3 separate regions of the Homo sapiens genome follow, and all the other regions are linked to region 3. Evidence: chromatin loops called from intact Hi-C (ENCODE). Cell type or tissue: PC-9. All regions are shown on one strand.

What was found. Peaks named below come from ENCODE experiments on the same cell type or tissue, not always from the same donor. Only the 100,000 strongest peaks of a DNase experiment are listed, where the experiment ranks them.
Region 1: a loop joins it to region 3, with 10 times the contacts of the local background. A loop is called at or near these places in 16 of 110 quality-filtered maps.
Region 2: a loop joins it to region 3, with 6 times the contacts of the local background. A loop is called at or near these places in 12 of 110 quality-filtered maps.

The regions. Positions count from the first base shown.
Region 1 is chr5:149,615,295-149,623,294 of GRCh38, forward strand. ARHGEF37 (Rho guanine nucleotide exchange factor 37) reads left to right here. Exons shown (of 13, transcript NM_001001669.3): 5 at 1,273-1,472; 6 at 2,882-3,012; 7 at 3,644-3,748; 8 at 5,060-5,170; 9 at 6,439-6,768. Among named protein-coding and RNA genes, the nearest start is that of ARHGEF37, 38 kb to the left of the region's middle. RefSeq lists a silencer at 618-818 and enhancers at 1,595-1,664, 2,535-2,664, 2,795-3,064. In PC-9, CTCF peaks have their summits at 3,608 (motif pointing left) and 3,818; a DNase peak (open chromatin) is centred at 3,777; H3K27ac peaks cover 1,936 bases.
Region 2 is chr5:148,726,940-148,734,939 of GRCh38, forward strand. No RefSeq gene overlaps it. Among named protein-coding and RNA genes, the nearest start is that of HTR4, 76 kb to the left of the region's middle. In PC-9, CTCF peaks have their summits at 2,484 (motif pointing left), 4,179 (motif pointing left), 4,385, 6,826 (motif pointing right) and 2 weaker places; DNase peaks (open chromatin) are centred at 4,192 and 6,852; H3K27ac peaks cover 339 bases.
Region 3 is chr5:149,560,074-149,568,073 of GRCh38, forward strand. It overlaps a transcript of ARHGEF37 not described here. Among named protein-coding and RNA genes, the nearest start is that of CSNK1A1, 13 kb to the left of the region's middle. In PC-9, CTCF peaks have their summits at 4,902 (motif pointing left) and 5,104; DNase peaks (open chromatin) are centred at 1,408, 1,918, 2,748 and 4,818; H3K4me3 peaks cover 975 bases; H3K27ac peaks cover 4,746 bases.

The sequences.
Region 1 (8,000 bases), 55 kb after region 3:
TGCCTAGTTAATTTTTTTTTTTTTTTGAAGCAGAGGTCATGCTATGTTGCCCAGGCTGGTCTTGAACTCCTGGCCTCAAGCAATCATTTTTTTTAACTTTTTTTCATAAAAAGTTTCAAAACTATAGAAAAATACTATAATGTGATAGATACATACCCACCACCTAAAATTAACAAGTGTTAACATTTTGCTGTTTGCTTTATCTATTTTTATGCTAATTTGAAGGAAATTATAGATATTATGACTTTTTACCCCTAAATACTTTAAATAAATCTCTAAAAATTAAGTTCCCGTGATTTTAAGAACATTTTTTTTGGTCGGGTGTGGTGGCTCACACCTGTAATTCCAGCACTTTGGGAGGCCGAGGCGGGCAAATCACAAGGTCAAGAGATTGAGACCATCCTGGCCAACATGGTGAAACCCCGTCTCTACTAAAAATAAAAAAAAATCAGCTGGGCGTGGTGGTGTGCACCTGTAATCCCAGCTACTCGGGAGGCTGAGGCAGGAGAACCACTTGAACCTGGGAGGCAGAGGTTGCAGTGAGCCGAGATCGCACCACTGCACTCCAGCCTGGTGACAGAGTGAGACTCTGTCTCAAAAAACAAAACAAAACAAAAAAACACGAACATTTCTTTAAGGCAGCAGACCATTCTATTAAATAAGATATCATGTGGATACACAACACAGAGTTGAGCTGCGCTCGGGACATATCTGAGCAGAGATGTCAAGGATCTAGTTGTATGTGTCAGTCTGGAGCTCTGGAACAGAAGTTGGAAGTGGAGATCTGGGCTTGGGATGTGTTTAAAGCCATAGGACCAAATGAGGTCACTAAGAGAAAGTGGAGAGAGAGGGAGGAGAGGACACCCAGGGCACTCCGGCATTGGAGAGAGGCCAGCAGAGGAGGCTGAGAGAGCTGCTTGCAGAGTATGAGGAGAAGCAGGACAGAGGGTGTCTCTGGAGCCAAAAGAAGAAAGTGTTTCAAGAGCAAGGGTGTAGTCAGTCGTGTCTGCTGTGGAGAGGCCGAGCAAGCTGAGGGCAGAGAGCTTGAACATTGGATTTGGGACAGATGGGAAACCAAGGCCCAGAACCGTCACTGCCTGCCTAACATCTAGAACTCACAAGTTACAGATGAGGAACTGGAGGATCGCAGAGAGGGGGTGACTTGCCTGAGATCACACAGTGAGCTAAATGGTAGAGTGAGGACTACAGCCCAGGCCCCCTGGTCCTCCAGAGGGTGGGATTTACCTGCCTAATACCAGCCTTCTCCCTCAGGCCGCAAGCTGGATCTTCAGGCCTCAGTTTCTTGCTGGTAATTCCTCTGCAGAGGATCACCAGGTACCCACTGCTGCTGCAGAAAATCCTGGAGAACACAGTCCCTGATGCCAGTGCCTATCCTGTCCTTCAGAGGGCTGTCTCTGCCCTCCAGGACGTGAACACCAATATCAATGAGTACAAGATGCGCAAGGAAGTGGGTAAGGACTTGGGCATTTAAGGGGACACATTAGTAGGAATGCTTCCAGTTACAGAAAATTTATCTAAAATCTGCTTCACCAGTAAAGAGAATGTAGTGGCTTATGTAACTATAAATCCAGAGGTAATGCAAGCTTTAGGTAGGGTTCGATCAGGGTGCTGGCTCCAGTTCCCTGTAACTCCCTTGTCTCTGCTCTTTACTCTGTATCAGCTTCATCTTCAGGCTGGCTTGCCTCATAATAGTAAGTTGTGGCTGTTCCAAGACTCACAGCTGCACACCACACTTACCCGGGTAAGGCAGGGTTTTTTCCCCCTTAGCCACAAAAATTAAGTCAAAGTTTCTCTTTGATAGGACCCACCTGGGTCATGTGCTTACCTTGAACTAATCACCAAAGTTAGGGCATCATGAACTGATTGGCTTAGGTCTGGGTTATGTGCCCTTCTTTGAATTAATCACTGTTGCCAGGGGTTTGGAATTATATAAATTGGCTTGTATCAGTCAGCAATCCACCCCTTGAGCTAAAGTGAGATCAATCTCATCCAAACCACATGACTGCCACACTGTGGAGGAGAAATCAATAGTGGGGAGGTAAAGAGCTGTGCATATATCTGGGGAGCCTGCCTCTCAGGTTATTAAAACAGAAAGGTTTGGAAAACGAAACAGTGTCTCAAGTTAAGAGAAACTCAATTACATGACTGAGACAACATAAAAATGGCAATTCAGCTAATGTTTACTAAGGGCTAGCTGTGCCATGCTTTTTCCTTCATTGTCATATTTGGTCTTTGCACTAACCCTCTGAGGTTGGCCCTGTTAGCCCCATTTCACAGTCAGGTAAAATGAGAGCATGCATCACTTGCTTCCTGTCGCAGAACTGGTAAGGGACAGAGCCAGGTTTCAAACTCAGGCCTGGAGTCTTCACCACCATGCTATACTATATTTAGCAGCTTTGGATTTCCTCCCCACCTGCTTCTCCATCCTACGACAGATCAGTAGGAAGCACTGAGTCAGGACCGGGAAGCGTGGCTCCCAGCTGGCCTGGCTCAAAGTGGCTGAGGGACCCCAGGCAAATCTCTCCTCCATGGGTTCTTCTTTAGGAAGTTCATTCAGACCCTCTGTCTTAGGTGACTCTCCCAGCAATCCTGCGAGGTGGCTGGTCCCATTTTACAGATGAGGAAACTGAGGCCCCAAGGAGTGGTGACTTCCCAAAGTCAAGCAGGCAGGAAGCTCTTCAGCCAGGGCTCACACCTCAGACAGAGGACCCTATGCTTTTCCTGTGTGACTCACTAACCTCATGAATGTGACCCTGATGGAGCAGAGGGCCCAAGCAGGTGCCCAGCCGGGCATGTCCGTGACATCCACTTTCCTGAGTTGGCTTGATCACCGTGCTTCCCCTCTTCTCTGTCGTTGCAGCCTCCAAGTACACCAAGGTAGAGCAGCTGACCCTCCGGGAGCGGCTGGCCCGCATCAACACACACACCCTCTCCAAGAAGACCACCCGGCTGAGCCAGCTGCTGAAGCAGGAGGCGGGGCTGATCCCCAGGGTGAGCGTGCGCCTGGGAGGAAGAGTCACATCCAGCCACCCCCAAGGCCAGGCCCTGCACAGTGGGTAGACAGGGGACTTAGGCTCCTTTCAGAACTGAGGCAATGGAGGCTGAGAGATTGAGGTGCTGGGAAGAGGCAGAGGTGGCACCCCACTTGATTCTGAAGAGCCAGTGGAGGGGTTTCTCCAGTGTCTTGGGCCACTCTCTTTGGGGCCTATTTACACAGATAGGAGAGCTGGTCTCTGGGTTTGGGCAAAGGACCAGCCCTAAATAGCTACTTCTAGCAGCACAGGTTGGTGGAGTGCCTGCTCTGAAACCAAGCATGCTCACACAATGAAATAAGTGTTCCCACTATCCCCATGAGAAAACAGAAACTCCGAGAGGGTAAAACCCTTGTCCAGAGTCACACGGCTAGGAAGCCAATGAACTGGGGCTCATGCTTGTGTATCCGATTCCATGCTCTGAATGTAAAACCACTGAGCTACACCACCCTCTCAGCTTTGGGGTTGCGAGAACCAGCTCTGGTGGGCGAGTCTGTGGAAAGGTTGTCCCAGTGAGGACCTGGAACACTGAAGCCGGTGTACACTGCCCCCATGTGGATATTCTCAACCCTCACACACATTACTTTCAGACAGAAGACAAGGAATTTGATGATTTAGAAGAGAGGTTCCAGTGGGTGTCTCTGTGTGTGACTGAGCTGAAGAACAACGTGGCTGCTTACCTGGACAATCTGCAGGTGAGGACACTGCAGGGTTCATAAAGGGCGAGTCTGGGCTGGGTTCCCCTGGCAGGAGGCTTGCAGGGCCCAGCCTACAAGCTGGGAAAGGCACCAGCCTCAGAAACCAACCAGATGAGGTCATCCTGTCTCATCTCTTCTGGAGAATGCTGGCCAGCACTCCTCAGCCCCAGGCCATTATACTGGGGGCAGCTCCGAGCCCATTGGAGTTCCTACCACATAGGGCCAAAATTCACTGGAAGCAGAGCCCCGCAGAGCAACTCTGCCAGACCAGCACCTAGAGCAGGGGAGACAAACAGGTGCCTAAAGGGGCCAGGCAGGTAATGCTACTGAGTGAAGTGTGCAGGTAACAGGCAATCCAATGCAATAGGAGCCTAGTGTCTAACAGGCTGTTTATGAGACTTTTCAGTGAACTTAAATATAAAATAATATTTGGAATTTGAAGGGCTGAATGAATGAATACATGAATCAAATCTAAAGGAGCAGCTATTCCTCAGCTCTGGGGGGTTGTTGCTGGGTGAGAATATGGGCCCAGTTCTTCTGACTTTAAGAAAAACACACCTGGAAATTCAGGTATTTTTCAGATTTTTGATGACATCTCCTGATGCGTCAATGTGAGCAACTAATTAAATGAAGATTTAAATGCTATGGGGCATTTTTTTAATGCATTGATGTAAATAGGAAAAGTTAGAGAAAAGTATTAATAGAACATGTGGAATATGGACATGGGAAAAAACAAACGCACTGCTGGGTGCAGTGGCTTACGCCTGTAATCCCAGAATTTTGGAAGGCCGAGGCGGGAAGATCACTTGAGGTCAGGAGTTCAAGACCAGCCTGGTCAACATGGTGAAACCTTGTGTCTACTAAAAATACGAAAAACATTAGCCAGGCAAGGTGTCACACGCCTGTAGTCCCAGCTACTCAGGAGGCTGAGGCAGGAGAATTGCTTGAACCTGGGAGGCAGAGATTGCAATGAGCCAAGATCATGCCACTGCACACCAGCCTGGGTGACAGAGTGAGACTCTGTCTCAAAAAAAAAAAAAAAGAAAAAGAAAAAAACCCCACAAAGGTGGCATGTAAATGTATGAAGTTCAAGAAGCACTGGAATGAGGAGAAAGATGTTGACTCAGTCTAAGGCGGAACTTTCTAATCACTTAAGCTGTGTGAGAATAGAATCAGCTGTGTGTGTCCCTCTCATTGGGGGTGTGTAGAGAGCCTGGAAAACCTCTTCAAGGTATGGTGGAAGGGGATTCCAGCGTAAGATGGCCATGACAGGCATGATTGGATGTTTCTCCTTGGTACTGGGTCCAGGCTTTCCTCTACTTCAGGCCGCACGAATACAATCTGGACATCCCCGAGGGGCCTGCAGTGCAGTATTGCAATTTGGCAAGAGACCTTCACCTTGAGGCCTTCCTGAAATTTGTGAGTGGAACCTTTCCTTTCTCCTTTCTTTGTTAGGCAGGTGGTAGAGCTTACAAGAATAATATTTAGAAGTCAGGCACTTTGGCCAGGCGTGGTGGCTCACGCCTGTAATCCCAGCACTTTGGGAGGCCGAGGCAGGCAGATTGCCTGAGCTCAGGAGTTTGAGACCAGCCTGGGCAATACGATGAAACCCCGTCTCTACTAAAAATACAGAAAATTAGCCGGGCATGGCAGTGTGCACCTGTAGTCCCAGCTACTCAGGAGGCTGAGGCAGGAGAATTGCTTGAACCCAGGAGGCAGAGGTTGCAGTGAGCCGAGATCATGCCACCGCACTCCAGCCCGGAGACAGAGTGAGACTCCTTCTCAAAAAAAGAAGTCAGGCACTTTACACAATTGCCACATCTGTAATCTTCCTGAGTGGTCAGCAGCATAGAGATTATTATTAGTGCACTTTCCTGATAAAAATAGCCCCCACTAACATTTATTGAGCCTCACTATCTGCCAGGCTCTATGCTAAGCCCTTTATATTCCTTACATCATTTAATCCTCACCATATGGTTTTGGGGGTGGCTACTTTGAATAACCCCATTCTGCAGGTGAGAGATTGAGGCTCAGAGGGGGTCACCTCCTGGGTCATTTATACAGATGGTCAGTGATAAGCTGGGATCTGAGCCCCAAAGACTCTTGACCACCACTCTATACAAAATCTTTTCTAAGGCTGGGCAAGGTGGCTTATGCCTGTAATCCCAGCACTTTGGGAGGCCAAGGCAGGAGGATTGCTTGAGCCCAGTTGTTAGAGACCACTGTGGGCAACATAGACCCTGTCTCTACAAAAAATAATAATAATAAAATTAGCTGGGTGTGGTGGCATGTGCTAAGGTGGGAGGATCGCTTGAGCCTGACAGGTAGGCTGCGGTGAGCTGTGATTGCATTGCTGCACTGCAGCCTGGGAGACAGAGTGAGACCCTGTCTCAAAAAAAAAAACAAAAAACTTTTTCAAGGTCTTTGCATAATAATGATTCAAAGTGCTATATAAGATTGAATGCCTACTCTGTGCTAAGCACTCTGTTAAGCTCATTACATGCATCGTCCCCATTTTTCAGATGGGCAGATTGAGGCCCAGAGAAGTTAGATAACATGCTAAAGGTCCCAGCTAGTCAGTGGGAGTTAGACTGGAATCCAGGCCTGCATGCTTCCAAAGCCCCTTCTCACAGCCCCTGCCCTTTGCCACCTCCTTTCCCGACTCCCACGCTCATGTCTCCCCACAGAAGCAACGGCTAGAAGGCCTGGTGTGGCAGCCACTGTGCAGCCTGGCCAAAGCCCTGCTTGGCCCTCAGAACCTGATCAAGAAGCGTCTGGACAAGCTACTGGACTTTGAGCGGGTGGAAGAGAAGCTGCTGGAGGTGGGCAGTGTGACCTACCAGGAGGAGGCCGCCCGGCACACATACCAGGCACTCAACTCGCTGCTAGTGGCTGAGCTCCCACAGTTTAACCAGCTGGTCATGCAGTGGCTGGGCCAGATCATGTGCACATTCGTGACCCTCCAGAGGGACCTTGCAAAGCAAGTGCTGCAGAGGGCAGAGGGAAGCATGGCCCAGGTAAGGCCTCTGAGACTTGGACACCTGTGGGGAGTAGCCAGGCAAGGCCCTGCAGCCCCATCAGCCAGCTGTGTGTAGGGGCTAGGATGGAGGGAGGATGGGCCTGAAAACAGGTCATCAGGCCCTTAGGAAGAGGCAGTGGGAACCTTCCAGATCTCTCTCATGCCCAGTCTCCCTCTGTTAGTGAAGTCAGACCATGAAAGCAAGGATAGGACTGAGATTTCAGACCATTCCCAAGTCCTGCAACTCAGAAGCAGAAGAAGCTTTGCTCATACAATGGCAGATCTTGGGACTGATCTCTGGAGTGTACTAGAAGTTGATGACAGAGACAGAAGGTCGTTTCTACACAGTAAGGAGTAAATGTCTCAAGCCGGTGTTACTATTACTACTTCCAGCAGCCATCTTCTCATGAGTATTTAGGATGTACCTGTTTGGAGCACTCTCCATGCATGATCTCATTCAATCCTCACAACAACCCTACAGAGGAGGTATAATTATACTCATTTTAAAAATAAAGAAGCCAAGGCACGGAGAGGTAAAGTAGCTTGTCTAGGGCCACACGGCTAATAGCAAGCATTGAACTCTGACAGTTCAGCTCCAGGGCCTGGACTCTGAACCACAACACTCAAGAGCCTGTAAAAGGAGCTACCGGCTGAAAGCATAAATAGGTTCCACAGAGGTTTGGATAAACCTCCAAATGCAAACTTTGATTTTAGAATTTGGAAGACTGGAGTTGATACAAGAAAGAACACCCAACTGCTTCCAGATCTTGCTCTCAGATGTCAACATGAGAGCTGAATTGCTGTTGGGTCCCACCTTGGGAGCAATTTCAATACTCCTAATATCACACACTGTTTCCTGTGTGTCACAGTCTCCAGCTCAGCTTTTCCCCATCCAATTCTTTGCATGAAAACTCTACTAAGATTTGCCTTCCCCACCCCATCACCTTTCTAGCCCACAGCCCTCCCCTCCAGCACACAGCTGCTGGATGTGGCCACTCTGCACAGACACCTGCCTCAGCTTAGAATGCCCCTCTCCATTGTCCCTGAGCACTTTCAGTGTCTGGCATAGAGTAGGAGCTCCCCAAACAAGTGGCAGATGAATGAGTCTCTCCATGAAGCTCTCAGAGCTCCCCATCTCCTGAGGGGGAGAAGTCATCTCCCTATCCTCTGTACTCCAGCAGCCCTGTGGATGGAACTGTGCTTAGTACTTTTCAGAGCCTGCCTTCTGCT
Region 2 (8,000 bases), 830 kb before region 3:
GGTGCCCAGTTAAATTTGAATGTCAGATAAGCAGTGAGTAATTTTTTATTATAAGTGTGCTTTGCAACACATTTGAATGTGTTTGAGGATGATGATGATGATAATGATGATGAGCTAAATCTGACGGCCCCAGCATAGGGAGGTGTTGAACATTGGCCTTTAGTCCTCTAAGGAACAGCTGGCCTCAGATCTGAGGGGCTGATGGGTTCCTAAAGTTTTGGGTAAATTGGGATCTAACCCTTTATATTAATAAGTCCTAAAATAGAAGTCTTGACTTCTAGGTTTCATAAACCTTAAGAATAGAGAAGACGGAGAACCTTCATTATTTCTGGAAATACGGCTTTTTGAGAGTTTTCTCAACCTCAATTAAACTGCCACAAAAGGGCCTGAGTATAGCAACTGTAGCCTAACCTAGCTAGTGCTGTGTTGGCATTTCTCGGAATTGTTTGTTGTTATTAATTTAGCAGGTGTAAAATGATTTATTTTACTTTGGTTTCACTTTCTTGATTATTTCATGAGCTAATATAAAATCATTGCATGATTGATTTCTGTTTCTTTACTATTCGTGTTTCTTCACCATTTGCACTCTTCTGTGTTTCTATTTGTGCTCCCCTTCATATAGAAAATAAACCCTTTTATCCATTTATGTCTAATTTTAAATGAGCTCATCACAGATTATTATAGATATTAGACTGTCATATTTGATGAAAAACATTTTCTGTCTTGCTTCTTATCCCTTAATTTTAATTTTTAATTTACAGATGTTTAATGTTTATTCACATGAGTATATCAATATTATTTCCTTTGTAGTTGTTTCTATTTACTTCAAAGCAATAGAAATTTGTCATCCCTGTATTCATCTTATAAAAGTTTTACTTTCTACTTGTCTTTCTATGCTTAAGAAAAATCAATTAACTCTTTAATCTAGTGATTCTCAAAGAGTGGTTTGAGCATCACCTGCACCAGATTACCTGTTTTGTTTGTTTGTTTGTTTGTTTTAACGCCCATCCCCATTACCCTTGGAAGACCTTAGTAATCAAAGTTATTCCAAAGGACCATGAAAACATGTATTTTTAACCACCTTCTAGGTGATTCTTCTGCATCTGAAGCTTGCAAATCACTTCTTTAAGCCATATGAAATTACTAGACATCTTTGTTTTCAAGCAATAAGTTGACTCGAGATAAGCAAAAATAATATTTGTTGGAAAAATTGGGAGAGTGGATGTAATTGAAGTAAAACCTGAGGAGCTTGGCTTGGAGATGGAAAGATCACGCAGCTCCGGCAGACCTGAAAAGAATACAGGAGTGAAATGAAGGAACACTCACTGTCCTCGACCCATCTCCACCCCCACTCCTCAGGATGTAAGCTCCATGGGAACAGGGATCTCTGCCAGAGCAGGTGCTCAATGAGTGTTTTTTCTTGTTGTTGCTCCATTCACAGCCCCTTGAAACTGTCTCCAATTGTCCTGACTTCGGCGACAGCCACCTTGTGACCAGAAAAGGGCAGAGAATTTATAGTCCCACCCACACTGCATATACAGAAGAGGTTATCTCCCAAAGGAAATTAAATTTATCACCACAGGAAGGAAGCAACATCTTCAGTGGGTTAAAAACAATTATCTAGTGTATCATCATATAAAATATGGCTCTAAGATAATTTTTTCCCAAATGGTTTGCCAATTATTCCCCAAATCGCTTATTCATTCATCAGTTTTTCAATATTTCTTATACTGAGTACTTTACTTAACATGGGTCACACGGCAACAGCCAGTTACATCTATATTGAGATTTGTATTTTTATTCCATACACCTGGAACTGGAGGTTAATAACATTAAATTCACTTCATTTAAGATACCAGGTTTTCCCATTACCTTTTAGAAACCATTAAAAGATTAAATAGGCTGTTCCTTGTGCTACCTACTTGGTTTCATTTTCTCCAAATATGCTTCTAGTTTTAATAACCTTATTCTTTGAATTGCAGGCATCTTGCATTTCCCTCTAGGACTAAAAGTATGTTTGTTTAGCAATGGAACTCACTCTGCTTTTTTTCTCTGTCTTTAGGTATAATCCACACAGAAATCAATCATGCAATTAAAAATTTTCTTCTTTGAACTTCTCAATAACAGTGATCTCAATCTTTTTCATGTGAGTTTATTTTAGGAGATATAAAGCCACAGAAAACCAAAGAGGAAAGCTCTAGCAATATGTACCCATAATTTCTCAAGGTTCTTTAGCATTCAAGGGAGGCTTTCTGCTTAATAGCCAAATAATTCTATCTAAACCCCCATTCAATATTTTATCAATTTATTGTATAATAGCTATATTTTATCCTCCTTCTTACTCCTGAGAATTCTCAGGAAATAGTTCACACAATAACAAATCCACCTTGATTATCATTGGCCATCTCTTACTCTGAACCACTGCTGTAGGCCCCTCTGCTGGTCACCTCTCACAACTGTTTCTCAGGATCTTTTTGCAAGATGTTCTCAAAGAACACAGCCCAAGGGACACAGCCCCTGTCTTGGTATAGCCCATGCCAGAAGAACACAGACCTTTTCCTAATTCTCCTTAACCCAGCACATGCTAAGCTGTGAGGTCTGATGTCTACTGAAATATTGATAATAATGCAAGGAAAATGAAAATTTGTAACTGATACGAGATAGAACCACTCCTATGATCCATAGGTCTGAGAGTGTTTTTCCTCCTTCCTTCCTTTCAAGAACTGGCTCATCTCCCCCATGAGAATTTTATTGTCTTTTTTGCCCATTGAGTCCAAACTCTTACCTGCTTCAGCCCCAGAGGAATGAAAAAGCAAACCTACCCCCTTCCCTAATTTAAGGCCCAATTTATTTCTTTGATAGAATAAATCACAATAAAAACATATCCTTTCCACTATTCTGGGCTCCAGACAAGGCCACTAGAAAGTATAGTTCTCTACATATGTTCATCTGACTGGGGGACACAGAACACTTTAATCCACAGTGAACTAAACCACACCAGCTGCAGATCATGTTTACAGCTCAGCTGAAACAAAACATCAGATCTGCCTGCTGCCTGTTGGGAGGAATCAGGTCTTAGGAAGATCTATCAATATTTAAGCCAACATATTTCCCAAGAGAAAACAGTGATTTTTCTGGGATAGCCCAAACTAAATCTACATGAAGAAAATAAAACATCTCTTCTTGTAAGGACACAGTCATATCAAGGATACTCCCAATTTGTATTACTAACAGAGCACATAACTTACATCCTGATCTGAAAACTTTAGCAGGATTTTACTGACATCGTGGGTTCAGAGCTTCCCTGAGTGGAGGGAAAAGCAGGCATCTGTCTTACATGTATGTGATGTAATGTGTCGCCAAAGACTTAAGGCTAGGAAAGCAGTCCAGGAGGGCAAAATAAGCCTTGAATTCCCTGGTGAAGCATGATGAGTGATGTACAGAGGAATTTGGTAAACAGCAGGCTGAAAGTTTATGCTGGCAAATGTTACCTCCAGCAGCAAGACCCAGTATGAGAGACAAATGAAACATCCTTGGCAGCAAAGGCAGGTTTCTATTATCTTTGTTGTAAGGAGGCTTATCCTTGGGTCACAAAAGTCTGTCCAGGGTAATGATTCAGAATGCCATAGGGAGCTGCCAACAGCAAGGGCTGAAGGGAGGATTTGATTCATCTCTTGCTGGTATTGCTTCTCTTGCGGTTTCAATGCTAGAAGTGAAGTATCAGTGACAAGAGCTTGCTCTCCTGGAGAGGTGTTCAGAAGGCACAGGAGCCAGCAAGGTGGGCTCCATTTCAGGTCTTCACCATTTATGAGCTGGGCGGCTGTAACTCTGGGCGAGGTGTTTCAAATTTCTACCTGCCAGCTGGAAAATAGCACAGCGAATGGAGGATCTGGGCATGCTTTACTAGTTTTCAAGCTTGGATGACGGGGGGATTGGCAAAAGTGAACACCTAAGGGGAGATGGATACAGATGGCAAGACAGAGAATCACGGGACCCCTTTTACAAATGAGTAGCCCCCAACTGTCAGATAATTTGAGCTCGGTTTCCCTGCAGTTTGTCCTTTTCAGATTTTTTTGTAAAAGTTTAAAGGAGCTCCAGCACAATTCATTTGACAATAGTAACTATTTACTGTGACTACTTCCAATTGTGGCCAAGATCTGCCCTCTAGTGGTCTGACAATTGCAATGCCTCTTACTATTACATTGTTGAACTTGGTAATTTTCAACGGTCGGGCGACCCCTGTTGTCATAATAGTCGTATCTCAGTATGTTGAGCTAAAAGAAACTTCAAAAATCATCTGGTCTGTTTCTTTTCATAACTAATTCCTCCCAAAAATGCACCTGGCTCTTGCTTTAACACCCAACTCCACGTAAAGATAGCAGAGCAAAACAGGATCACAGAAACTTCTTTCCCCACCTGATGAAATGGTTATTTTTTAAGCCAAATAATACATTAGCGGCTAGAGAGGAAAGGGTACTGCTTGAATCATAAGGTTTGGCATCCATGAAAAGAAAGATTCTGATATGACTGGTACAACTTCTAAGGCCAGCCCTTCTCCCAAAAGCAAAGGTAGTCAACGAAATACTGAGAATTCAAAAGAATATGCTTTAATTAAAAAATAAATAGAAAGCCACACCCACCTCTGAAACTGATTCTTTGGTGAGGAGAAGACACGATAGTTCCAGATAAAGTGAGAAAGACATCAAGGAGAATCCATCCGCGTCATTTTACAGAAACTACAAACAAAACTGCTCCCTGTTAAGCATGAGCAAAATGAAAAGAAACAGTACAAAATTATGCAAATCTGCTACTACAAAATAAGTAGTAAGCAAGAAAAAGGCAAAACAAAACCAAAACCAAAAACCCTCAGGAAGAAAATAAAACTCAAAGGTGAAGTGCAAGTTCTTTTTGAACGCTTAATTACAGAGAAGAGTTCATTAAGAATATCAATTCAGTAAAACAGTACCTCTAAGATAAATTATAAAATAAAGAAGATGGAAGAAGACATTGTGGAGCTAAGAAAAATTGAAAAACAAAACAATGAGTTATAAATGTAATAAGTTATAAATTGCAAAGGAGAGAAAAATGTAGCTGCAAATGTCATGGAGAGATGGCTGGGGACAGTCATAGAAAATGCAGGATGAAAAGACAAAGCAATTAAAATAAAGGTAGATACAGAGAGAAAAAATTATCCAACGTGAAGACAACTGACATCCTTAGAGTACAAGGAAAGAAAAAAGAGAATTCAAAGATATAACCTAAAAAGTTTTCTGAAAAGAAGAACGGTATTAATGGATAAAAAAGAGGACAATTATGTCAAGAGAAATTGATACAGAATGGTCTAAATTGGGAAATTTCCTGGTTAAACTGTTAAGTGTTAAGAATCCAGAAAAAAATTTGACATTTAGGCAGAAAACGGCAAGTCAGCCCCTATAGGGGGAAAAAGTCAAGTGGTTTCAAGGCTTTGCCATGGCAACTCCAGTACCAAGGGACATGGAGTAATGACCACCAACTTCTGAGAGAAACAACATGATTCAAAAATATTGTACCAAGCTAGGGTGTCACCAAGCATGGAGATAAAGGGCAGATATTTTTTGACACGCAAGAGCTCGGGAAATATAATACTCATGAACTCTTTTTGAAACAAAACCAAACTACACACAACTGGCAAGTAATCCCATCGAACAAGAGATGAAAAATAATAAAGAACTCGAGTGAAAAAGCTGTGATGAAAAGAACTCATGTGGAACACCATGTTTATTTAATTTCACAGCTAAGGCTAATCCTGTGTGGCCTTGAAGGTAGTATAAGGGAATGTATCATTAAGTCCTAACAAAGTGAAAATAATATAAGCAAAACCTGGAAAAGAGTGAGATGAAAGGAAGAGTAAACAGTAATTATCTTATCTTTTGTAACAGGGGTCAGCAAATGACAGCCTGTGGGCCAAATGTGGCCCACTTCCTGTTTTTGTAAATAAACATTTATTGAAACACAACTACATTCATTCATTTACGTATTGTCTCTGGCTGCTTTCACGCTGTAATAGCAGAGCTGAACAGTTGTGACCAAGTTCTTTTAGCCCACAAAGCCTAAAATATTTACTACCTGACCCTTTGCAGGAAACATTTGCCGAGAGAGAAAAGCTCATTAAGAATATGAATTCCGTAAAACAATACCTCTAAGATAAATTATAAAATAAAGAAGATGAAAGAAGGCATTGCAGAGCTAAGAAAAATGGAAAAACGAAACAATGAGTTATGTTTTGTAACACTATTTTACAACACTGAGACAATCTATAATAACTAAAATTGAAATGTGTGGCTCAAAAAATGAGTCCGTTTTTAAAAATGCTTCAGTAATGTCTTTAACTTTAGAGGGATCTCTACTGAGGACGTTTTTATCCAACAGGATGTGTACATATACAGGCACAGAGAGATGTCTAAAGTAATATTCATCAAAAGTACTTGTTACTCCCACATGGTAAAATATGGAGTAATGTGTTGCTTTTGTGTTGGTGTAGTGTCTGATTTTTTTGTAATGAGCATGTATAATTCTTTAGAAAACAGTAAGAGTAATTCAAGTGATTAATTACTCTTAAAAATAAAAAGGCCAGTCGATTTCATCTTCAACCCAGCTTTCCTAAGAACAGTCAACCTGTTATTTGGGAGCTTCCTCAGGCCCCCTTCTCTTCACCTCAAAATTTTGGTATGAATTTTGGAAATGTGATTGGAGGATTCCTGTATATTCCATAATTAAGCGTCGGGGAGTTTTCTTTCTTCATTTCCTAGATTTGCCATCAATGTGGATTAAGAATTACTTGGAACAGCAGAGGGCGCCCTGCTCCATGTTTATAGGAATGTAATGTAAGTACCTGACCAGTACTGCCGTTTGGAACTTGTGTGAATGAAAGCCAGTAAGTGATCGCCTGTAGGACTCAGTTTCCCCATCTCCCACACCTTTCTTCTGCCAACCCATCCCCCACACTGCAGAACAGATCATGCCGCCCTTCTGACAGCAACCCTTCTGTGACTTCCCTTTGCACTCAGAATAAATTCTCAACTCCTTAACTAAGGCAGAAGAGGCCCCCACACGATCCCGCTCCTGCCATCTCACTCCATGCTCCACATTACACTTGATACCTCCACTACGCTGGCATTTAGTCAGTGTCTAGACCATATTGAGCTCTTTCCCATCTCTGGGCCTTTGCATTTGCTGTTTCCTCTGCTGAGCAATTTCCTCTCCCGAGCTCTTTGCATTTTTAAGGAATCTTTCTCAATGTTTGTCACCTCCTCAGAGAGGCCCTCCGTGATGACCCTACCAAAAATCTCACCCACTTTATTTTCTATCACAGCACTATTTATATTATCTTACTTCTACTTCTCACAGTCTGTGATTGTTTTATTTGTTACTATGTTTTGTCTGTCTCTCCCACTAGAACCTAACTTCCACAAGAGCAGGAAGCTGCCTGTTTTCTTCATTGTTACATCTTCAGCATCAAGCGCTTAGTAAGTACTCATAAATATTTGTTGAATGAATGAATAGACTTGCAAGATGTGTGTCCTGGCTGCTCTCTCAAGGCTACTATAAAAAGAAAAAGTGAGAAAGTTCTTGTGGTGGGTCAAATTGTATTTCTCTCTAAATTTATGTGCTGCAGACCTAACCCCCAGTACTTCAGAATATGATTGTATTTGGAGATGGGGCCTTTAATGTGGCACTTAAGGTAAAATGAGGTCATATTGGTGCACCCTAATCCAATTTAACTGGTGTTTTTATAAGAAGAGCAAATGCAGACACACAGAGAGACACCAGGGGTGCACAAGCACAGAGAAAAGACCACATGAGGCTGCTGACTTCAAGCCAAGGAAATAATTCTCAAAAAAGCCAAACCTGCCCACACCTTGCTCTTGACTTCCAGCCCCCACAGCTGTGTGAAAATAAATTTCTGTTGTTTAAGCCACCCACTCTGTGGTACTTTGTTATGGCAGCCCAAGCAAACTAAT
Region 3 (8,000 bases):
GCCAAGTATGAGAAAAAGTAATCTCATGTTTTTTTGTTTGTTTTTTTGTTTGTTGTTTTGAGACAGATTTTCACTCTTGTTGCCCAGGCTGGAGTGCAATGGCATGATCTCGGCTCACCACAGCTTCTGCTTCCCAGGTTCAAGTGATTCACCTGCCTCAGCCTCCCAAGTAGTTGGGATTATAAGCATGCGCCACCACGCCCGACTAATTTTGTATTTTTAGTAGAGACGAGGTTCTCCATGATGGTCAGGCTGGTCTCGAACTCCCGACCTCAGGTGATCCGCCCACCTCTGCCTCTCAAAGTGCTGGAATTACAGGCGTGAGCCACCACACCTGGCCTATATTATTCTTAAAAATTATTTTGGGGTGGGAGAAGAGAAACCAAATTATCCCTTTAGTTGGGTATTTAAGGACAGGTTAAATTATGTCAGAAAATGTTATCCTGACCTTAGTCAGGAAATCTGATTTTAATTGTGACTCTACCTTAAATATTTTCCTGGACTTCAATGTTGTAATCTTTTAAAAGATGTCAGATTTTAAGATTGCTTTAAAAATATTGTGCTATTGGTTGGGTGCGGTGGCTCATGCCTGTAATCCCAACACTTTGGAGGGCGAGGGGGCAGATGACTTGAGCTTAGGAGTTTGAGACCAGCCTGGGCAATGTGGTAAAACCCTGTTTGTACTTTCAAAGAAAAAAAAAAATTGTGCCATTTATTGATGATGACTCCTATATTTTGAAGTAGAAAGAAGAAACTAACATACTCTTTGTCTTTTACAGCTTCTTAAAATTCAGATAAAATGTAAAATTCTGACAGGCAGATCTTGACTTGTGCTCTTTAATACTTAAATGTTAGGAAAATCAGATTCTCTAACCGCAAAACATACCAATAGATAGGTAGTTAGAAATTAGAAGATACTGGCCAGGTGCAGTGGCTCACGCCTGTAATCCCAGCACTTTGGGAGGCCAAAGCAGGTGGATCACAAGGTCAGGAGTTCGAGACCAGACTGGCCAACATGGTGAAACCCCTTCTCTACTAAAAATACAAAAATTTGCTGGGCGTGGTGGCAAGCACCTGTAGTCCCAGCTACTCGGGAGGCTGAGGCAGGAGAATTGCTTGAACCTGGGAGGCAGAGGTTGCAGTGAGCCGAGATCACGCCACTACACTACAGCCTGGGCAACAGAGCAAGACTCTGTCTCAAAAAAAAAAAAAAAAAAAAGGCAATAATTATACCTTACTTTTCAGTATAGCTTTCCCTGGGGGTGGGGGAGGGGCATTACTTAAGTGACCTCTGTAAATCTCTTTTAGTCTGAAAAGTCCTTGCATAGATTTTCATAAAGGGAAAACACAAAATGACTTTTACTCTTCAACGTAGTCTAATCCTTGGCAAAGAGTTACTGTGAAATAATGCCGGAGGCTTTAACTCGTTTGTCTGCAATGAACACTCTGCAGTGTAATATATGCAATGCCAGAGATATGTCCTGACAGGGAGGAAATTCAAGTCATCAATGTTCCATCTACTCATTGAAAACATTACTGATAAGGCCAGGACTTGAGAAGCACAAAAAAAGACTAAATGCTGCATTTCGCCTGTGTTTCCTATCCCACTCCCATTACCTTATTCTAATCAGTCTGTCCCGGCAATATTTAGATAATCAAATTGTATTTTAAATTTTCTATTTTAATCACAACAACCATTAATTCCTGGAAATGTGCTGTCATATGTGGCATTTTGGAATATTTGTGTTAGCTATTTTTATTTGGAAGAATTTTATAGTATTTTGGAGTTTCTGCAATTTCTATGTCCCTTTCTTTTCTCAGCCCCTGTTCTCTTCCTCTGCATTGTTCATTAGCAAGGGCATGAAACTGTGCTCCTCGTGACTCATTATTACTCACTATAGTAATCTAACTCTTCTTTGTGAGACTAAATTTGGAAGATGCTTGAGTTGCCATTCCTGAGGAGAGCTGGTCCTAAGAACACATCCTGTTAACTCTTAACTCTCCATGCTGATGCCAGGAAGCACTGATACTTATCACAGAAAATGAACTAACTGCTCCATTTCAGCCTGGCTAAGCCCAACACCACTGCAAAAAGACTTTCTGCAGTGAACAGAGCCAGGGCGCTGAGTAGGGAAAAAAAGAACTTTGGGCAAAAAAAGAACTTTGGGTTTTAGGGCCCTAATCCACAAAGCATAAAAAGTCAGTTTGTATTTATATGGCACTGTATAGTTCATAGAGTATTTTGTGATTCACTGACTTGTGTTTTTCCTGGCCAGTATAAGAGCTAGGTAACTGCAGCTATTGTATCCATCGTAGGTGTGAGGAAGCCAGAGCTTACCCAAGAACACCAGCTTTTATTTTTATTATTTTTATTTATTTATTTATTTATTTTTGAGACGGAGTCTCGCTCTGTCGCCCAGGCTGGAGTGCAGTGGCGCGATCTCGGCTCACTGCAAGCTCCCGGGTTCACGCTATCCTCCTGCCTCAACCTCCCGAGTAGCTGAGACTACAGGGCCCACCCGGCTACCACACCCGGCTAACTTTTTGTATTTTTAGTAGAGACAGGGTTTCACCGTGTTAGCCAGGATGGTCTTGATCTCCTGACCTCGTGATCCGCCCGCCTCGGCCTCCCAAAGCGCTGGGATTACAGGCGTGAGCCACCGCGCCCGGCCAAGAACACCAGCTTTTTGAGAAGGATTCCTTACATTCCACACCACTGTTCTATGATGTATGTCTGTTTACTTTTACAGGGAACATGTCCTGTCCAGAGCTTTCTGCCTGTTCTAGATCTGAATGGGGAGTAAAGTAGCAGAGATTACCTAAGTAGGCTTACATTTGACTTAAATCATCCCCCTCCCCCCTTGGCTCATTTACATAGTTCATCTGCAGCTCAATAAATCTCAATTCTGCCGCTTGGTGTTCCATCAGGGTCTGACTTCCAGTTGTGCCTGAATTCCCACAGTTTTGAGAGTCAGCACCCATCTTCATCGTGTCTGAATCTCAAACCCAGCAGTTCCTGGTGTGCTGTCCAGTTCCTTGATCCAGCTGTCTGATCCCGGTTACTCACCTCTGTCTTCCTGTCCCCACCAGCCATCCTTCCTAGACAATGCTGCTTATTCCTGCTTCATCAGTGTTCATTTCTTCTGCCTCTTCCCTGTCAGATTCTAAAGCCAATTGACCTATTTAAACCTTAGCTACCCACCAGCCTTTCTACACCCTTCTTGCTTCCTGTCAGACTCCGAACCTGATCTGAGCTCCTAAATCTTGCTTCCTTGTGTGTGTTCTGTAGGCCAGGCAAATGATAGACTTAAGACTCTTTCTACTTACCTTCTAGCCCCCTCTAACCTATATGCAAGCCATGTTTTGATGATTTGTGGCTTAGGATTTCAAGTTCTGTCATTCTTCTTAGCCTGTATTTTTTTGTGTCCTACACTGTATCATTGATTGCCATAGCTTCTGCCCTAGTTGATATAGGATATGTGAGAGCACTTTGTTTAGGCCATAAACCTCTTAGAAATATACTCTGCTGCTGTTATTATTAGGCAATTCAAGCCAAAGGTGACTTTCTCTAACCTTCCTGGGGGAGGGAGACAAGCTTTCAGCTGAAATAGAAACTTTACAATTATTGTCCAAAGCCAAAAATAAGAAAGTGTAACAACTATGACACGACCACTTCTGGTATCTTCGTGTAGAAGATTCCTTTTGACAAGGTCATCACTGTAGACTTTCAGATGTGTCATAGGAAACAGATAAAAATTTCTAGATTATTCTAAAGGTTTTAGAACCTTTCTTCTAATCAACGTGAAGATATTGAGTTTGAGTTTTCATCTACACTGATTGATTTTCCCACGCATAGGTAATAATTAGTTTAAATTTTTTTTTTTTTTTTTTTTTTTTTTGAGACAGAGTCACTCTGTCGGCCAGCCTGGAGTGCAGTGGCGCGATCTTGGCTCACTGCAGCCTTCGCCTCCTGGATTCAAGCAATTCTTATGCCTCAGCCTCCTGAGTTGCTGAAATTGTAAACATGCACCAACACGCCTGGCTAATTTTTATATTTTTAGTAGAGATGGACAGGGTTTCGCTGTGTTGACCAGGCTGGTCTTGAACTCCTGTCCTCAAGCAATCCATCTGCCTCAGCCTCCCAAAGTGCTTTAATATTTATACAGTGCTTTATACAATATTAGTCTTACGTATGTTATCTTATATCATAAAAAAATTTCATTGGGAAAATAATTTCATTGTTTTAAATTTTAGATAGGGCAACTTAAGCCCAGATATCTTACTTAACTTGCCCAGGTGCACTAAATGACTCAAGGTTGCATCTTGTACTTGAACTCAAATTTTTCTTACTCCAAAGAACCTGCTTTTTCATTTCTCCCGTTTATGCATCTCAGGACTACAAAACACCCTGGGAAGGAAACTGCTCATCTCTTTCAAGATTAAGGGAAGATATAAAAACAGACATCCTCGGCCGGGCGCGGTGGCTCCCGCCTGTAATTCCAGCACTTTGGGAGGCCAAGGCAGGTGGATCACCTGAGGCCAGGAGTTCGAGGCCAGCCTGACCAACATGGAGAAACCCCGTCTCTACTAAAAATACAAAGTTAGCTGGGCGTGGTGGTGCATGCCTGTAATCCCAGCTACTCAAGAGGCTGAAGCAGGAGAATCGCCTGAACCCAGGAGGCGGAGGTTGCCGTGAACCGAGATCGCGCCATTGCACTCCAGCCTGGGCAACAAGAGTGAAACTCTCTCAAAAAAACAAAACAACTCCCAGACATCCTCTTAGTAGATCCCATGGTATGGCACAGCAAGGTATGTTAATGAACCCATGGCACATCGTGATCTTAATGATTATACAATGCTGCCATCTTGAGGATATGATCAGTAATTGTTATTCTAGCCAGCCTTCTGTGGCCTAGCATCAGGCACAGCCAGAAAGCTGAATCTGGACAGTCAGATGTTAAATACCCAGCAAGGAGCTACAGTCAAGGAGGCCAAAATAACATTTGAGGAGCCAGGCAAGTGTTAGGAGATTGAGCAAACCTGTGGTGCTTTCAGAACAAGGTAAATGAAAAGGACCAAATTAGGGCACATCAATTCATGTATGCAGGATAAGAAAAACGGGGCCTTTTATTTACTCCCAAAGCACCCTGTTCTTCCTTCTAGTATAGTGCCATCTCACTGTATTATAATTGCTATAAACTGGTTTCTCCCAGTGGACCGATGAGCCATGACAGCAGAGAATAAGTCCTGTTATAGTTATATCTGCATTGTGTCCTCAGCATTAGCACACTGGGTAATAAGTATTTAGTAAATATTTTGTGGCTTAATGAGTGACAGGCATAGGCAGCAGGGGACAAAGTCAAAATAATGGCAGAGCCAGTTTTCCAGATTTCCAGATCAGTGCTACTATCTACTATACAACATATATTTATGAATGGGCAAAAGCATACTGGCTACCAAGAGACACTGAAATATACCTAGCCTTTTAGGTGGCCACCAGCAATGATAGCCATGAGGCATGTCTCTAAGGCTGTAAGCACTGGGCTTATTTATTGAATACCACTTTGGACCAGTCACTGCACTAAGTGCCAGGACTGCAATGAAGAACAAAAAAGATAGCCCCAGCCCTTATGAGGTTTACAGCCTAGATCTAGACTATACTACTGATCAGACAGGGCCTTTCATGGTCATCATGACTTGGTGAGGACATGTGATTCCACAATCTGGTCTTAGCTTTGTAATGTCAGAAACTCTAATTTTTTTTTTTTTTTTTTTTTTTTTTTTTTTTTTTGTGAGACAGAGTTTCCCTCTTGTTGCCCAGGCTAGAGTGCAATGGTGCGATCTCTGCTCACTGCAACCTCCGCCTCCCAGGTACAAGCAATTCACCTGTCTCAGCCTGCCAAGTAGCTTGGATTACAGGCATGTGCCACCACGCCTGGCTTTTTTATATTTAGTAGAGACAATGTTTCACCATGTTAGTTAGGCTCATCACGAACTCCTGACCTCAGGTGATCCACCCGCCTTGGCCGCCCAAAGTGCTGGGATTACAGGCCTGCACCACCGTGCCTGGCCCAGAAACTCTATTTTATCTATGGCTTTGGAAGAAGTTTAGACTCATTGAACCTTCAAAAACCCTATGTGGGACAGGCGAGGTGGTTCACACCTGTAATCCCAGCACTTTGGGAGGCTGAGGTGGGTGGATCACCTGAGGTCAGGGGTTCAAGACCAGCCTGGCCAACATGATGAAACCCTGTCTCTACTAAAAATACAAAAATTAGCTGGTCATGGTAGCAGGCACCTGTAATCCCAGCTACTCGGGAGGCTGAGGCAGGAGAATTCACTTGAGCCTGGGAGGCAGAAGTTGCAGTGAGCCAAGATTGTGCCACTGAACTCCAGCCTGGGTGACAGAGCGAGACTGTCTCAACCCCCCCATCCTCCCCCCCAAAAAAACCAACCAAACAACAACAACAACAACAACAAAAAACCTTATGTTGGGGGTATCGTTATCACCCCAGATTTTTATACCCAGCTCACACAAATGAGGAAACTAAGTATTAAGACAGGCTAGTTAACTTGTCCAAAGTTACAAAAGATAGTAAGTGGAGGAGCCAGGACATGAAATTTCAAGTTCACTGTCCTTCCAGTGTGTGACAAGGACCAGTTTATTCACTTGTTAATGGTTATAGCTTTCTCTGTCAATCCAACAGAACCGTTATCTCACTGAGAACTACATGTCATTCTACTCCCCACTTTCAATTTTATATGTATATATGTGTGTACATATATCTCTTCTAATTATATATATAATCATGTCACTTATTCATTAAATACTTCAGTGTATATTTCCCAATAACAAGACGTTTTCTTTATAACTGTATTAATTTATCAAAATCAAGGAATTTAATGTTGATACAATACTATTGTCTAATCCATAGTCCATATTCAGATTTTATTGATTGTCTCAATAATGATTTATATTTTTTACCAGTCCAGGATTCAATTCAGGATCAAACATTGTATTATTTCTTGTCATCTTAATTTCCTTCAATCTGGAATTTTCAGCTTTTATGTTTCTTCATCTTGACATTTTTGAAAACTACAAACCAGTTTTTCTGTAAAACGTCCTTTAATTTGCATTTATTTTGTTTGTACGTGATGAGATTCAGGTTATACTTTTTGGCAGGAATACCTCTGAAATAACATTGTGTCCTTTCCTTTGCATCATATCAAAAATTACATTATGCCAACCCAGCATATCTCAGTATTGATAACATTAGCTTTTATCTTTTGGTTAAGGTGGTGTCCACAAAGTTATTCCACTTCAAAGTTACCATTTCCCCTTTGTTTGTTAATAAGTAATGTGTGGCAAGGTATTTTGAGACTACATAAATATACTGTTCCACACTAAACTTTCACTGTGGCATCCGTTAAGGTTTTTCTAAATATACCACTCCTTCTATATTTATTAGTTGAATTTTACATTCTTCTTCATTTCTTTCTTTATACATCCAGTTATTTATATCAGTATGAACTTATGGATTATTATTTTACTTAATGGATTATAACCTGTTAACGTTTATTTTCGTGGTTAAATTATCCAGATTTGGTCAGTGACAGTCCCTTCAAGCTGACTCCTGTGTCCTTTGGGCTCCTATGTTCTTTTAACATGTCCCCTTAATTCTTTGACACTTTCTTTTCGGCATAAATTGTTTCAGGCCCTTCTTGTACTTTCTCTACCTTAGCCATGGAATCAGCCATTTCTTTGAGGATCCCTGGTTCCTTTTAGTGGAGAGTGGTAGTATTTTAGAAACCAAGATCTGGGTACCAAATGTGTTTATCTCTATTGGTTTGTCATTACTTCTAGGACCTCTTAGCAAACAGATATCTCTTCCTCTCTTTCTCTCTCTCATCAGTTTATATACATCTAATTCCAGTCCAACTTCACAAGGTGCATTCTAGTGTTCTTCTTTTGCACACGTACTTTTTTTTTTCCTTAACAG